Linked DNA regions of Homo sapiens: region 1 is linked to region 2. The links are chromatin loops, found by intact Hi-C in ENCODE. Cell type or tissue: Calu3. All regions are shown on one strand.

Region 1 (8,000 bases), 250 kb after region 2:
ACCAACTTGTAAAGGGAGAAATGTCCTCTGAAGAAAAATATCACAATACAATATGGTAATAATTACTTAACTATGTTTGAGTCTACATTGCCTAAATTTATTCTACTTTGGCTAGAAACAACATTAATATGTACATGCAGGTCTGAGTTTGGTAAATATATTATTAATATGATTTTATCACCTTATTAAACAAGAAAAACAGCTAAGGTAAAAATCAATTTGAAAGGAAAAGACTTGAAATTATCTTTACAACCCTGTGGAAACAGACCTAATTTTATGTGTTACTGCAAAAGGAGAAAACAGAATAAAAGCTATGATAAAATTATACAAGAGAGACTAAACCCCATTGAAAATATGAACCATAAAGAAATAAATCCTTAGTATTATGTAAGCAGAGTACTCTTTACACAGATGAATGTAAGTCTTCACAAAAAATATATACTTAGTTTTCTATAAATAACATTTTGCTGTATCTTATTTTGGTAAAATGTATGCATTATTAATGAGACAGTGACCATTTTTATTAACATTTCTTTGTGTTAATTTTTACATCAAAAGATTAACTTAAAATGCAATGTGTTAATAGTGTATTAGTAGTAATAATATTAATCATGCATTGTATTTTAAATTTATCTTTAGGATTGTAATGTACAGGTAATGAATTTAATGGGAACTATAATAATCATGCCGGTATCTTTTCTAAAATGGATATAAATTAATTCCCACATTTTACATTAAATTAAACAATTTATGGCTAGTCAAAGTGCATTTTACTATAAAATTTCATTTGATATATAACAAATCTATTAGAATACTTATTATATTTTTCCTAAATAATATCTATGAAACCATAAATTTTTGTAATATATTTTGAAATTTGATAGTGTTGAGTAACAGTTTCTATCTCATATCTTTGTTTCTATTTTATCCAATAATTTATTTTGTCAATCATCTAATAGTATATTTAATTAGGGCACTGTGGCTTAATGATATAGATAAAAAATGACATTAACATTATATAATTCCAAATTAAGGAAAGATTTGCCTTATTCTTAGTAGAAAAGGAGCTTCACACTTACACTTTTAACAAAGTAGGTTAATTTTTACATAAGTACATAGAATTCTATATATCTAAAATATTTTAGGAATTTGTACAACCAAACTTGGCTCCCAGGACCTACAATAAGTTCAGGATTATTTAGATTCATAACTTTTACCACTTTTTAAACTTGCTGCTTCCACTTAAAATTATTTGGCAATTACGTGCATGTTAGTACTGAGATTAGTCAGGATCCTAGAAGGAGTACATCTCAGAAAGTTTAATAAAAGAAATATTCACCAAAGAAAACAAAATAGGAAGAGTACAGCACTCCTGAGTTTACATGATAGATACCATTGGGCACCTCTGGGCAAGAGGAGGGACCACTTACCTAAATCCAGAGTAGCTGTATGAAGACGACCAACTCTCAGGAGCTGTGGGAAAGACACAGACCACTGAAGTTAACCTGTCAGAAAGATAATCAGGAGAAACAATATCCTGAATTATCTTTCCTCCACTTCTCTGTTCTCCTGAAAATATCTCCTATTGGCCAAATCCAACAAGATAAAGTGCAAAAGAACTCATTGGTACAAACTACAATCTTAGCCTCCTGAGATAAAGAACTGAGTGGAGAAGACAAATGGTAGTATTGGGAGTACAAGTTGAGCATCATAGACACTACAAACATTATGGTCAACATTTTAAGAGAAAAAACATCATCAATTTTTTTCTGTAATTGGGAGAGTAATTCTATATGTCTCTGGAATAGAAAAAAAGGAGAACAGCAGAAAAAAAGGAGCCAGATAGACAATGAGGAGCAGACTGTTAGTTCTAACACTACAGATTGAGTCGGCCTTTAAGCTATAGAAAAGGATGAGCAAAGTTTTGAGAAGAGTTGTGGCCAATCATATTTGTTCCTCAGAAACATCATATTGTCTATGATTGATTGTATGGAGGTGGTCAAAGAAAGGGTAGGCCAGAGTGACATGATTTCTGAATGACACCTAAGAAGCAATATATTTCATACACTGAAAGCAACAGATTACAAGATGTAAACAAAGTTTATGGTAAGGGAATGAAAGATAATTAGATTAATTTTAGTCATATTTAATTATAATATTTAGTAGAATAACCAATATTTGAAATTAAAATTTCAAATAAACAGATATGTTTTTATGGTCTTTAAAAAAATGATGAGTTGGCAGTAATAAGTTGGAAATCATCAACATATATTGGCAAATAAAGCCAAGCTAGAGCAAGAAAAGTGCCTGGTAGGAAGGCACATATGGGCTGAAAATGGAAAACAGTTCAAAGGAAAGCTCAAGATATATCAAAAATGTAAAAGTATTGCTCAGTGCTGAGTAATAAATTATTGGACTCATAATTAAAAGTAGTACTTTATTCCAGGAATTGTTTTAGGTCCCTGGGACACCATGGTAAAGAAGATATACCTTAGTCTTGACTTCACAGAACCTCCTGTCAGTGAGTAAAAAAGAGAAAACCATATAAATAACAAGTATAATATTATCAAGTAGAATTAGTGTTAAAGAAATAAACAGATTTAAATGACAATTCGTATGTTAACATATTTAGGTAAGGTCTTTTAAAGAAATAGTTGTTTGGATTGCTGGCTGAAAGCAGAGAAAAAGCTATCAACATGATGTGTAAGAGTAGAGTATTAACAAGTTATTTGAAAAGTCAGTGGTAAGGCTATATGTTTTTACCAATATCTTAAAGATAGTTGATATGTTTTCCTCAAAAAGTTTTATAATTTTTGTTTTTAGCTAGAGTCCTCCAGTTAATGACCATTGTCATTATCTTTCCTTTTATTTAGATTACTTATTTCTCTCAAAAATATTTTGAATATTTTAGTAGTATCTCTAATGTAGTTTAAGTAAACAAAGATATCTTTAACAAGATATTAAATTTTAAAAATGATAAAATTTTAAAAATAATAAAAATAAATAATTGAAAATAAATTTAAAAAATCTTGGTCTTTTAATCAACATTTAGTAATAGGGATCAGATGTACACTTCTTTCTAAAAAAAATAATGAATAAAATATATGAAACAGTTTAAAGGCGATGGACATCAGACAATGAAGACCATGGTCCCTGAGATTCTGGGAACAAATAAAGTGAGCGCTGGGTTTGTTTTAATTCACTTCCTTGTATGAGTTTCCTGGCAGCAGGACATTGGAGGGAGAAATTCAGGAATGTCCTAATAAAACTTGCAGTTAGGAGATGAAGCCGAGAGTCCAGGGAGATTAAACATCAAGAGAGTTCAGAACAGAATGCTAAGGAAAAAAATTCTACAAAGGGAAAAAATTCTCGATACCTCTGAAGGGTTGTTCTTCTACAGTTGGCTGAGTACAGATAAGTCCATACCTGTAAGGAAAACATCCTAGGTCAGAATAACAACCACCTGAATAGATTAGGTACCAACACATGGCCAAAAATAGTGTCTGTTCTCAGAAGCCACAGTGAATTTCTCATAATTCACAGGGCATTGGGTAGGGTATTCAGAAGGTCTTGAGTCAGTAGTGGGGTATAATTAATCTTGGACGAAACACTTCACTACTCCTATCAAACAGTTCTTACAAACGGGACTCCCCTTCCCAGTAAGCATTTTCTAAGTAGTTAAACTAGATTGCAAGCCAATATTTATAGAAATATGTAAATATCCAGTACTCAACAAGATAAAAAAAACTGCTTGGTAGCTAAGCAAAAATTACTATGCATGCAAAAAATAGAAATAACTAATAAGGAGAACAACAAACAACTTGAAAGACACTCAAAAGTGGCACAAACGGTATAACTGCTATACAGGGATATCTAAAAAGCTATCATAATCATAGGCATTCCTTCCCCCCCATAAATGTTTTCTCCATACTCAAAATTTAGGTGGAGATATGAAAGATATATTTTAAGTCAGAGTTGTAGAAGTGTAAAATATAATGCTGAAAAAAAATGCAGAATGGAAATTACACTTCGCAGAGGAAAATATTAGTAAACTTGAAAATATAGCAATAGAAAAAAAATCTATCTATCTATAAACAGAGAATAAGTAGAATTATAGAATACATACGCAGAGCACCAGTGAATGGTGAGACAAATTCAAGCTGCCTAATACATACGCAAATAGAATTCATAGAAGATGAAAGATGAAAAGAAGGAAGAACAGTAAACAAGAAATATCTAACATGGGCCAGAATGTTTACAAGTTTGAATAAAAGTGCCATTCACAAGATCCAAGAAACTCGACAAACTCCAAGCACAAGAATTATAAACAAAGCTACACCAAAGAACGTCATAATGAAATCATTGAAAACCAATGATTAAAACAAAATCTTGAAATCAGTCAAAACAAAAAGGCATGGTATGGACAGAGGAACAAATATCTTAAACAATGCAAGTCTGAAGAGAGTTGGGCAACATTTCCCAAGTACTGAAAGAAAACAAACAAAAAAAGCATGCAAAACAATTCTCCATCCAGAATTCCATAATTGGTAAAATATCTTTTGAAAATGAAGGCAAAGTAAAAATCTTTCCATGCAGACAAAAGCTTAAATAACTTACCAGTAGATCCACTCTACATGATACGTTGAAGGAAGTTTTTCAGGCAATAATAAAATTTTACCAGATGGATATATAAATTTGCACAGACAAATTCTTCTCATTATTTACATCACTTTAAAAAAATAGAGAAGAAGTTCGAGCAAGCTGGCTGAACAGAAGCCCTCCTTAATTGCCCTATCCACACGCACATCCAATCGAACAACTATCTACACAGAAAAAGCACTTTCATAAAAACCAAAAATCAGGTGAACAATCACAGTACCTGGTTTTAACTTCATATCACTGAAAGCAGAACGGAAGAGGGCAGAAAAGACAGTCTTGAAATGCTAACACCATCCTTCATTCTCTGGCAGCAGCTGCATGGCATGGAGAGAGAATCTGTTTTCTTGGGGGAAGGAGAGCCTAGTGACTGTGGAGCTTTGCATTGCAACTCAGTGCTGCCCTGTCACAGCAGAAAGCAACACTGGGTAGAAATCAACTGGCACTTACAGAAGGAACATTTAGACCAGACTTAGCCAGAGGGAAATTGCCCATTCCAGCGGTCAGAACCTGAGTTCTGGCAAGGCTTATCAAAAGAGCTAAATTGCTCTGGAGTCCTAGATAACTTTGAAAGAGACAGCAGTTTGGGGGCAATAGTTGGTGCTGTGCTGGGCTTACAGCCAGTGGACTTGGAGGACATGTGACTTGGTGACACACCAGCTGGGGTAGCAAAGGGAGTGCTTGTGTCACCCCTCCCACAACCCCAGGCAGCAACTCACAGCTTTGGGAGAGACCTTCCTTCAGCTTGAGAAAAAGTGAAGGAAGACTAAAAAGGACTTTGTATGGCAATTTAGATACTAACTCAGCCACAGTGGGATAGGGCACCGGAGACCTGAGATCCCCATTCCAAGCCTTATCTCCTGAAAAACATTTCTCTACACATCCTGGGCCAGAAGGGAACCCACTGCTTCGAAAGGAAAGGCTAAGTTCTGGCAGGATTCATCACCTGCCAAGTAAAAAGCTTTTGGGCCCCAAATAATCAGTTTTTGGGCCCCAAATAATCAGTAGTGGTAACTAGGCATTACTTCTCATGGGACTTGAATGAGACTCAGAGAAGTGCTGGCTTCAGGTGTGACTCAGCACATTACCAGGTATGGTGGCTACAGGGAGAGACTCCTTCTTTTTCAGAAAAAGAGAAAGAACAGAAAAGGGGACTTTGTTTTGCAGCTTAGGTACCAGCTTGGCCACATTGGGGTAGAGCAACAAGCAGGCTCTTGGGGTCTTGCATTCCAGGCCTTGGCTCTTAGATGGCATTTCTGTACCTGGACTGGGCCAAAGGGGAGCCCATTACTTTGAAGAGAAAGTCCCAGGCCTGGTAGCATTCACCACAATCTGACTGAGGAGTACTTGGTCCTTGAGTAAAGCTCAGTGGTAGCCTGGCACTACTTGCCACAGGCCTGGGACAGTGGTGTCTTTGGGAATAGACTCTTCTGCTTGTGGAAAAGGGAGGGAAGAATGAGAACTTTGTCTTATGGTTGAGTGCCAGCTCAGCTACAGTTGAATTAAGCTCTACGTAGATTCCTAAGATTTCTGACTCCAGGCCCTGGCTTTTGAATGGCAACTCTGGACCTTCCTGAATCTGGAGAGAACATGTTACCCTGAAGTGAAGGACACAAGTGGGGATGACTTCATTGACTGCTGATTGTAGAGCCCCAGGGCCTTGAGGGAACATAAGCAGTAGCCAGGCAGTGGTTACTGCGGGCCTTGAGCAAGACCCAGAGCTGTGCTGGCTTCCACTTTGACTCAGTGCAGTCCCAGTGGTGGTAGCTACAGGGGACCACTGTCACCACTTCCCCAGATTCAGGGAGCTCAGCACATAGAGAAAGACTCTATGTGATGAAGAGATCAAAAGTCTCTGTCTGGTAATCGAGAGAGTTCCTCTGAATCTTATCCAAGACCACCAAGGCAGTACCTCTATGAGCAATAGCATTAATGGGCTTGGGGTGCCCCCTAATGCAGATATGGCTGCATGACCAAAAACTTAGATCACAACACCCAAGTCCCTTAGAAAACTTATAATGCCTTCCCAAGAAGGATGGGTACAAATGGGCTCAGATTTCAAAGACTACAATAAATACATAACTCTTCAAATTCCAGTCACAAATAAACCTCCAAAAACTTCAAGACTATCCAGGAAAACATGACCTTACTAAATAAATGTAATAATTTATCAGGGAACAATCCTAGAGAAACAGAGATATGTGACTTTTCAGACAAAGAATTTGATATAGCTGTCTTGAGGAAGCTCAATGAAGTTTGGAATAACAGAGAGAGAGAATTCATAATACTATCAGATAAATTTAAACAAGAGATTGAGATAATTAAGAAGAATCAAGCAGAAATTCTGGAGATAAAAAATGCAGTTGACATAGGGAAGAATACATGAGTCACTTAAAAATAGAATGGATTAGGCAGAAGAAAGAATTAGAGGACTTAAAGATAGGCCGTTTTAAAATACACAGTAAGACGAGACAGAAAAAAAAAAGCATAAGAAAGAACGAATCATGCCCATAAGATCTAGAAAATAGCATCAAAAGGGCAAATATAAGTTATTGGCCTTAAAGAGGAGGTAGAAAGAGATACAGTAGAAAGTTTATTCAAAGGAATAATAACAAAGACTTCCCAAACCTAGAGAATGATGTCAATATACAGATACCAGAAGGTTATAGAACACCAAGCAGATTCAACCTGAAGAAGACTGTCTCAAGACATTCAATAATCAAACTCCCACATTTCAAGAATAAAGAAACGATCCTACAAATAGCAAGATAAATTTTAAAAAAATACAAGGGAGCTCAATACATTTGGCACTAGACTTTTCGGTGGAAAACTTACAGATGAGGAAACATTGGGATGACATAAAGTGCTAAAGAAAAAAAAAACTTTTATGCTAGACTATTATATCTGGTGAAAATATACTTCAAACATAAAGAAGAAATAAACACTTTTCCACACAAACAAAAGCTGAGAGATGTTATCAACCCCAGTCCTGTCCTACAAGAAATGCTAAATGGAGTTTTTCAAATTGAAAGAAAAAGACATTAATGAGCCTAATAAATTATCAGAAGGTATAAAAATCGCTGGTAATAGTAAGTACACAGAAAAACACAGAATTTTATAATATTGGAAAAGTGTTGTGTAAACTGCTTATTTTTTTGAGTAGAAAGACAGCAAGATAGCCAATAAAACATAATAACTACAACAACTTTTTAAGACATAGACAATACAATAAGATATAAATAGCAACAACAAAAGGTTAAATCAAGTTAAGGGGAAGAAGTTAAAGAGTAGAGTTTTTATTAGTTTTCTCTTTGCTTGCTTGTGTGTTTATGCAATCAGTGTTA
Region 2 (8,000 bases):
GTTTACCTAAGCAAGCCTGGGCAATGGCGGGCGCCCCTCCCCCAGCCTCGCTGCCGCCTTGCAGTTTGATCTCAGACTGCTGTGCTAGCAATCAGCGAGACTCCGTGGGCGTAGGACCCTCTGAGCCAGGTGCGGGATATAGTCTCGTGGTGCGCCATTTCTTAAGCCGGTCTGAAAAGCGCAATATTCGGGTGGGAGTGACCCGATTTTCCAGGTGCGTCCGTCACCCCTTTCTTTGACTCGGAAAGGGAACTCCCTGACCCCTTGCGCTTCCCAGGTGAGGCAATGCCTCGCCCTGCTTCGGCTCGCGCAGGGTGCGCGCACACACTGACCTGCACCCACTGTCTGGCACTCCCTAGTGAGATGAACCCGGTACCTCAGATGGAAATGCAGAAATCACCCGTCTTCTGCGTCGCTCACGCTGGGAGCTGTAGACCGGAGCTGTTCCTATTCGGCCATCTTGGCTCCTCCGCCAAGTTCTTTTAAAACACACCACAAGTCCAAGAGAGCTTTAAAATGAGTGGCCATGGACGGGCGTGGTGGCTCATGCCTGTAATGCCAGCACTTTGGGAGGCTGAGGTGGATAGATCACTAGGTCAGGATATCTAGACCATCCTGGCCAACATGGTGAAACCATGTCTCTACTAAAAATACAAAAATTAGCTGGGCCTGGTGGCGGGTACCTGTAATCCCAGCTACTCAGGAGGCTGAGGTAGGAGAATCTCTTGAACCCGGGAGGCAGAGGTTGCAGTGAGCCGAGATTGTGCCACTACACTCCAGCCTGGTGACAGAGAGAGACTCTGTCTCAAAAAAAAAAAAAATAGTGCCCACAGCAAAAATATCTTCTAAAATTTATGAACAACAAATTGCTCCAGAAATGTTACATTTTGATTATTGGCCAACCCACTTTTAGCCGAGAATATCTGGTGATGACAAATATTCTACCACTCAGACAATCATTTTTCCATGGCATTCTGAGAGTCTTAAATAGCTTAAATATTTAGGATGCTCAACTTGACTCAAAGTCTGAGTCTATGTTCTACTGGCTAGATACCACGGTTACTAATTTCTTTCTTTTACCCATTCCATTCTACTTGAAACCATTACTCTAATTAGATTATCATCTTAAAAATAACCCTTGTAAATGATAGAGATTTGGGCAATCAAATATCAGCTTCTTCCTAGAATAAATAGTAATGCCCAATGCATTACTTAGGATTCTCTGTGTGTAAATTAACACACAGCACAATTGATATCAACTTAAATAATAAGGGACATTTATTGGTTTGCATTATTAGATAGTCCAGACACAAAATAGGTTTCAGGGTTGTGTTTATTCACTGACTCACTGATGAGCTGGTACTTTCTTTCCTGTGAGCTCTGCCTTCCATGATTTCAAGTCCCTCAAGGGAAAATGGCCAGAGAAATTCACTCTGCACAGCACACTATTCAGAGGGATGGAGAAGGCTGGCATCCATCAATTACTGGAAAAGAAAAACCATGCTTTCTAGAAATTCCTAATGCACTTTTCTCTTTTTCTAATTATGTCTGTTTGGAGTAACATGCCCTTTCTTGAACAATTTCAATTGGACAAAGGGATACATAATAGTTAATTTAGATTTGATATCCTAGATCATTCAGGTTGCAAAGAAAATGGAATTTGGATTTCCAATCTAGACATTTTCATTCTGATGTCAAAGTTAAAAGAATATGAGAATTAGGGCATTTTCATGCATGTATATTCTCAGATATTTTTCTATCAAACTCCTCCCTCCAGGAAGCCTCAAGGGAGTATGAACTTCTCAGATGAGAGTGTAACCCAAGAAAGAGAAGACATGAGATCTAGAAAACAGATGAGCCAGAGCCTCAGAAAGATGCTGTAAATCTCAGAATGATCATGAGGAAGATTTTTGGATAACAGTGTTCAAGATACACAAAACACTGTATTAGTCTGTTTTCATGCTTCTGATAAAGGTATACCCGAGACTGGGTAATTTATAAAGAAAAAGAGGTTTAAAGGACTCACAGTTCCACCTGGCTGGGGAGGCCTCACAATCATGGCAGAAGGTGAGGGAAGAACAAAGGCACATTTTACATGGCAGCAGGCAAAGAGAATGAAAGCCAAGCAAAAGGGGAAACTTGTATAAAACCATCAGATCTCATGAGACTTATTCACTACCACAAGAACAGTATGGGAAAGACCTGCCCCCATGATTCAGTTACCTCCTACCAGGTCTCTCCCACAACACATGGGAATTATGGTAACTACAATTCAAGATGAAATTTGGGTGGGGACACAGCCAAACCATATCAAACACCTATTTAAAAAAATCAAGAACTATGTAATAGAAAAAAATTGGCAAAACATATAAACTGGCACATTACAGATGAAGAAATACTAATATTCAGTTAACATGAAATGACATTCAAGTTCACTTGTTACTAGAAAATGATTTTAATGGTATGTACTCTAATTTTAACTATTGCACTTGCTGTAATTGTGCAGTTTTGTTGAGCTAAATAAGTTCTAAATTTATATCTTCATTTAACAGTTAATTCTTATATTTTCATTGGGTAATTTAGTATAAGATCTCTATATCATGAATGATTATCTTGATATAGTAATCTGCATTATTTTAATCAGATTTTCCCCAGCACATGATAAAAAAAAATCTCACGTAACTATGTGTGATATTTGCTTAATATATCGTTTTTACAAAAGTGAATTTCAGGCCATCACAACTGTGAATATGCACTTAAAATACCGTCTCATATTTTACAATGTTTCCTGTGGTGTAAGCTGAAATTTGGGGTTAGCAAACCTATCATTAAAAGAGCACACTTATGTTTTCTTTATAAATTCACATGATGTCAATTAAAACTGCCAAGTAGAGCATATCTTGTTGCTTAGAGGAATATTAATTTTTCCTTTTTAAATAGTCTTATTACAAACTGAATACAGAGTATCTACAAATAATACAGAAACTATTTGTAGTGTATGCCTAGAATGTGAAGACTAAAAATATGAGAGCTCACTTACCCACCAGCCACGCTACAAAGTAAAACATAATCCTTGAAGCCCCATGCATGCTCCTTTCCTGACCCTATCTATCTCTGTCAAACCTCAGAAAACTGCTCTATAGAACTTTAAATATTATTCACTTATGGATGAAAATCCCAGCTCACCACTTCCCAGGTCATTGATTTTCAGCAAGATTCTTGCTCTTTCTCTATTTCATATCAGAATAGAATTTTTATGAGAAAGACATTAAATAATATATAAATTGTGTTTCTATATAGACAGTCCATTGCATACTACAAGCTCCACACATGCTAGCTAGTAATACTGGCAGTATTAGTAATGGTATTAGAATTATACTACAAAGAGAAAAAATAGAATTAGTCATGTATTTTCCTTCCCTGGGATATTTCAGAAATACATCTTGATTTATTGATTCGATGTTTCAAGTCTATTTATTTTTTGCTTTGTCTTTGTTGGAGTCCACATTATCTACAAGAGTTCCACTGACTTCACAAAATCTTGAGACTTAGAGCAGCTTGTTTCTTCACAATCTGTAGAAGATTAAGAAAGGAATTAAGATTTTTAATTCATATGTAAAATTCAGAATGCACACACCCAGAAAATAAGCATTCAGAGAATGTAAACATTTGACACTTCACGTTTACTAGGAGGTAGGGATGGACAGAACCATAATAGAAGGTCCAGAAAGAGCAAAGTTAGCAATAGGAAGAGACAAAAATAGTTAAAAAAAAATACACATCCTGATAAATGTGTATACTATTTTGTTACATTGCAAGGAGAACAAACTTGATAAGAAAAATTTTCATGTGTTCAGCTGCTAGGAATGCCAGGACCATACCACTGTGATCAATGGTAGAAGGAGAGGATTTGGAAATTGACTGGATATGGAGAAGCTACTGACCCAGCTGAGTGCTGGCTCTTTGGAGATATGCTGAAGTCCAAACTTTGTGTAAAAGGGCATTAAAAATTCGATGTATTTAGCTTAGATTTCAGTTTAGAGAGAGGACATTCTGATATTGGATGACACTTGAAGTCTGTGTGAAACACCATAATGTATACAATTATTTCAGAACAGATCTAATATCAACAGTGAAAACACATCAGACATAGGGTCTAGGTTTTACTGTATGTATTTAACCAAATTCATTTACCCATTAGTTCACTTAAATACCATTAAAGCCTAGTATTTTCTAAAATTTTCTAGTGCATCAAGAATACAGCTGTGGACAAGAATGGCTAGAATTGAGATCATGTATAACAAAGGCTATCATTAAAGACTGATGATTAAAAAAGTAATTGCAATGTAGTTTTGATTTGCCCAACCATTTAGAAGTGCACAACAGAGTGCCTAACATCAGATCATTCAGGTTTTAAATTGCTGAATAGGAACCCAAGGCAGAATCTCATTCTTATAAAAACAAGGAGTTAGTTTTAGAGTAGATTCAGGTAAGTGGACACTAAGATATTCAGAGCTCTTTTCAAGTGCACAGACATCAGATCTATAGAATTAGACCACAAATTTCACTGGAAATCTAATAACCTCATTGCTTTGCTTATGTCAGTCAAGACTTCATTGAGGTTAGCCTCAATGGGGATATCCTCATTGAGGATAACTACTAGTAATTAAAATGGGTAGAACTAGTAAAAGATGGGCTTAGCATAACCATAGGTGCCAGGGGTGCATCAACTAAATTTCGTATTTTAGAAGGGTCGCGTATAGAAATCAGGCCCTCTAGTAGTAACGTGCTGTCAGGCTCTCAATTTATAACGTTGATGATCTAAATTCACAGTTAATTCTAATTTGCAGGAGTTGTAGCAAGAAAAAATCAGAAGGGGGCAGCAAAGAGCTATCTGGGCCAGAGAAGATCCAATTTGAAAAGTAGCCAAAGAAGATTACCTTGTGTTAAATTACACAGAAAATGCTCTTCCAAAAGGGTGTCAAACCCATCAGAGTCATGGACCCAGATTACCTTTGACCTACTAGATGTTATTTTGCCCTGGTTTTCTTCCTGTCTCTCTGAGTATGTCTTAGTTTTCTTGCCTGTTTCTCTTTTCTCTATGTAACAATTATATATTTGTTTTCCAGGATTCTGGTCTTCATCTACTTTATTCTTGCTTTCCATACTTGCCGTCTCTTTATTTTAATGTATATTCTCTCATCCACTTCCACAGTAATAATTACCATGAACATTCTGAGAGAGAGCCTCTGCTAGCACATGAGACAGCCTTGGTGAGAGTTAGGAAATCATGCCACCTTTTATTGTATGATTTCAAGTAACTACCCCTGTTTTTACTTAAATCTGCTTCTTTTTCTCCAGCCCCTAATAGACTTTAATAACCTCTTGGGTAAACCAATGGCCGTCTTCAGTCTCATTTCTTTTCCCCTAGGCAAAGGCACAGACTTCAAACCAATAAAATAAACATGGTTTTATGTTAGAAATTCACAAATACCCATCACTAAACAGTCTTCCAATACTAAGACTCTGTAATTACCTTCCAACCAGTCATGTACACTAGAATATGTGGCAGACATGTCAAAAACCAAACTCATTACCTTTCACCAAAAATATATGACTTCTATATTTGCTCTTTTGGTTAATCGTGATTCCTTGTACACCATCTGCCAAGTTTGGATGCTGTTACTAACCCCATTAATTTTAGTTCATAAATGACACCTCAACCTGGAAATGTGATAGCCTTATTGCTTTGTTCATGCCTCAAGACTTCAATGATACTAACCTTGGAGAGTGTAACCATTAGTAATTAAAAATAGATACAACCAAGAGTTTTTGCTAATGTTTTCCATAGACTAGGTTACACCTTCTCTCACAATTTGCTTGCCCATGATTTAGTCCTCGAGTCACTGGCACCTGGTTTTCAGGCCCACTCTTCCAAGGAAACTAACATTCTCTATGACATAGCCTTTCTTTACTAAGTCCAGTGAATCTTTCCGATATACTTTGTTTTTGCGGTGTTTGAAACTACTCACCTCATCTTCCTCAGAATGTTCTCTTCTACCGCATTTAAAGTTCTCCATCCTCTTTTTTCTCTCATGTCCTCTCTCTCTCTCGTGTGTGTGTGTGTGTGTGTGTATGTGTGTGTGTGTTGTCAGCTTCCTCTGACTATAAGAAAATTCTGAAACAATGGTATTTAGGAGATTTCATTTCTCAATCTTCCTACTTCTGTCTCTGTGTCCTCTCTGACTACAAGTAAATAATGAAATATTGATATTTAGGAGAGTTCTGATGTCAGTCTTCCTACTTCTCTCTCTTCCTCCTCTCTCTAGGTGCTGGGATCATTCTCACGATTTCACCTTCTATCTACAAGCTTAAGACTCCCCAAATTTATATCTATCTCTACATGTTTAATGGATGTCTTCACTTAAAAGTCATCAGGTACCTCAAATATGCTCAAGATGTAATGTAGCATCTTCTTCCCTAACCATGATATATTTCTCAAATTGGACACTCTGTTTACAGAATTATTCCCCTACTTTTACAAGCATGAATGATGAAGTCATTTAAAATTCCTTGCTTTACTTTCCTTCTTTCATTCCTCACAAAAAGTCCCATTCCCTTCATTTATCTCCAAAAGTAATGATACTCTTCTTCCCATCATCTCTATTGCTGTTAGGACTTACTGTATCTCCCTTAGATTACTACAATGAAACTTCAATAATCTGTTTTACCCTATTTTTATCTATTCTTCTCCAATCATCCACAATGTGCATCTAATCAATTAACTACCCATATATTTCTCTTTAATTATTCCACAGAATGTATGCAAAAATGTATAAAGTTCTTAAATTTTATTATTTGCACTCTTCAAAAAACTCTCAGAGCTCTCACCTCTCTGACTCTTATATGCTTCTCTCCAGCTGTATTAACAATAATTTTAATATAATACAAACATTTAGTATTTACTATATGCCAAATATCTCAGTTTTCTTAATTATCAGATTTTTCTCTTGTGTCTTTGTGAAGGCTACTCCTGCTTTCTGAAATACATTTGCATACTGTTTGCCAACTCCTGTCCTTGAAGTCAGATGCCAACACTCCCCAAAGGTTTGATGCTCTTTGTACTGATGTCCTTTGTACATGCCCTTTGTATGTGGCATATTTCTATCTGAAAACCACTCAAATGTATTTATCAAGTGTTTACATATAATTGCAAAATGGAAGAAAACTCCAAGTTTAAATAGTCAATCTACCAATTTATTCTACCAAGGTATTATTGAAAACATGATAATATATCATTGACATTTGACGCACACATGTAGATAATTTAAGGACCACTAAATATAATTGAGATCTAAGAGAAATTGATATTTGGTAAATTAGAGACCTAATTATTTTTATGGTTCTTTTAGCAATGCAGCGATACATTCAACATTTGATGTTATGATAAAATTAGATTTGTACTCATTCTGTATATTTGAGAAATTTATTGGTATCTTGTAATCAGGTATTATTGGAATCAGGATATCAGTCAGTTTTGTAGGTCTATAGTTGTCTTGATTACATATTTTCACTAAGCGTTTTTAAAATAAAGTAAATCCTAGCTTTAATCTCCACTTGGTTCTATTTTAAATATCAAGCTATATTTAGAATAATAAAGTCAACTCTCAGTCATATGTCTCAGATACTCATGCTAGCATGAAATTACACAGGCAGATTTCCCCAGCTTTGGAGAAAAGATAAATGGGACCCTGTTATCTTGAATTTGTTGCAGCATTATACCAGACAATAGCCAAAGCTAAGGCCAGGTTTTGTTAATTATATAGATTTTGAGGCAAAGCTTTGCATACGGAAGGGTCTGTATTATTTTTCTATAGTTTAAAGCTTTAATACTATGCAGTTCATTTTCTAGCATGCATAAGCTGCTCTGTAATAGAGTTTCAACAGTTTCATTTCTTTTTATGGAAAAGCAAGTTTCTGACTGTATCAGGACAAAGTAC

What was found. Hi-C counts contacts between places; a loop is a spot of excess contacts. Peaks named below come from ENCODE experiments on the same cell type or tissue, not always from the same donor. Only the 100,000 strongest peaks of a DNase experiment are listed, where the experiment ranks them.
Region 1: it touches region 2 in a loop (2.9-fold over the local background); 4 of 110 quality-filtered maps call a loop at or near these places.

What each region holds. Positions count from the first base shown.
Region 1 is chr1:105,021,678-105,029,677 of GRCh38, forward strand. It overlaps LOC105378880 (a long non-coding RNA gene), which reads right to left and starts at 3,425. Exons shown (of 3, transcript XR_947657.1): 1 at 3,377-3,425; 2 at 1,431-1,473. RefSeq lists a silencer at 5,617-5,817. In Calu3, no CTCF peak of the experiment used is centred here; no DNase peak of the experiment used is centred here.
Region 2 is chr1:104,775,805-104,783,804 of GRCh38, forward strand. No RefSeq gene overlaps it. Among named protein-coding and RNA genes, the nearest start is that of LINC01676, 840 kb to the right of the region's middle. In Calu3, CTCF peaks have their summits at 4,872 (motif pointing right) and 5,072; a DNase peak (open chromatin) is centred at 4,887.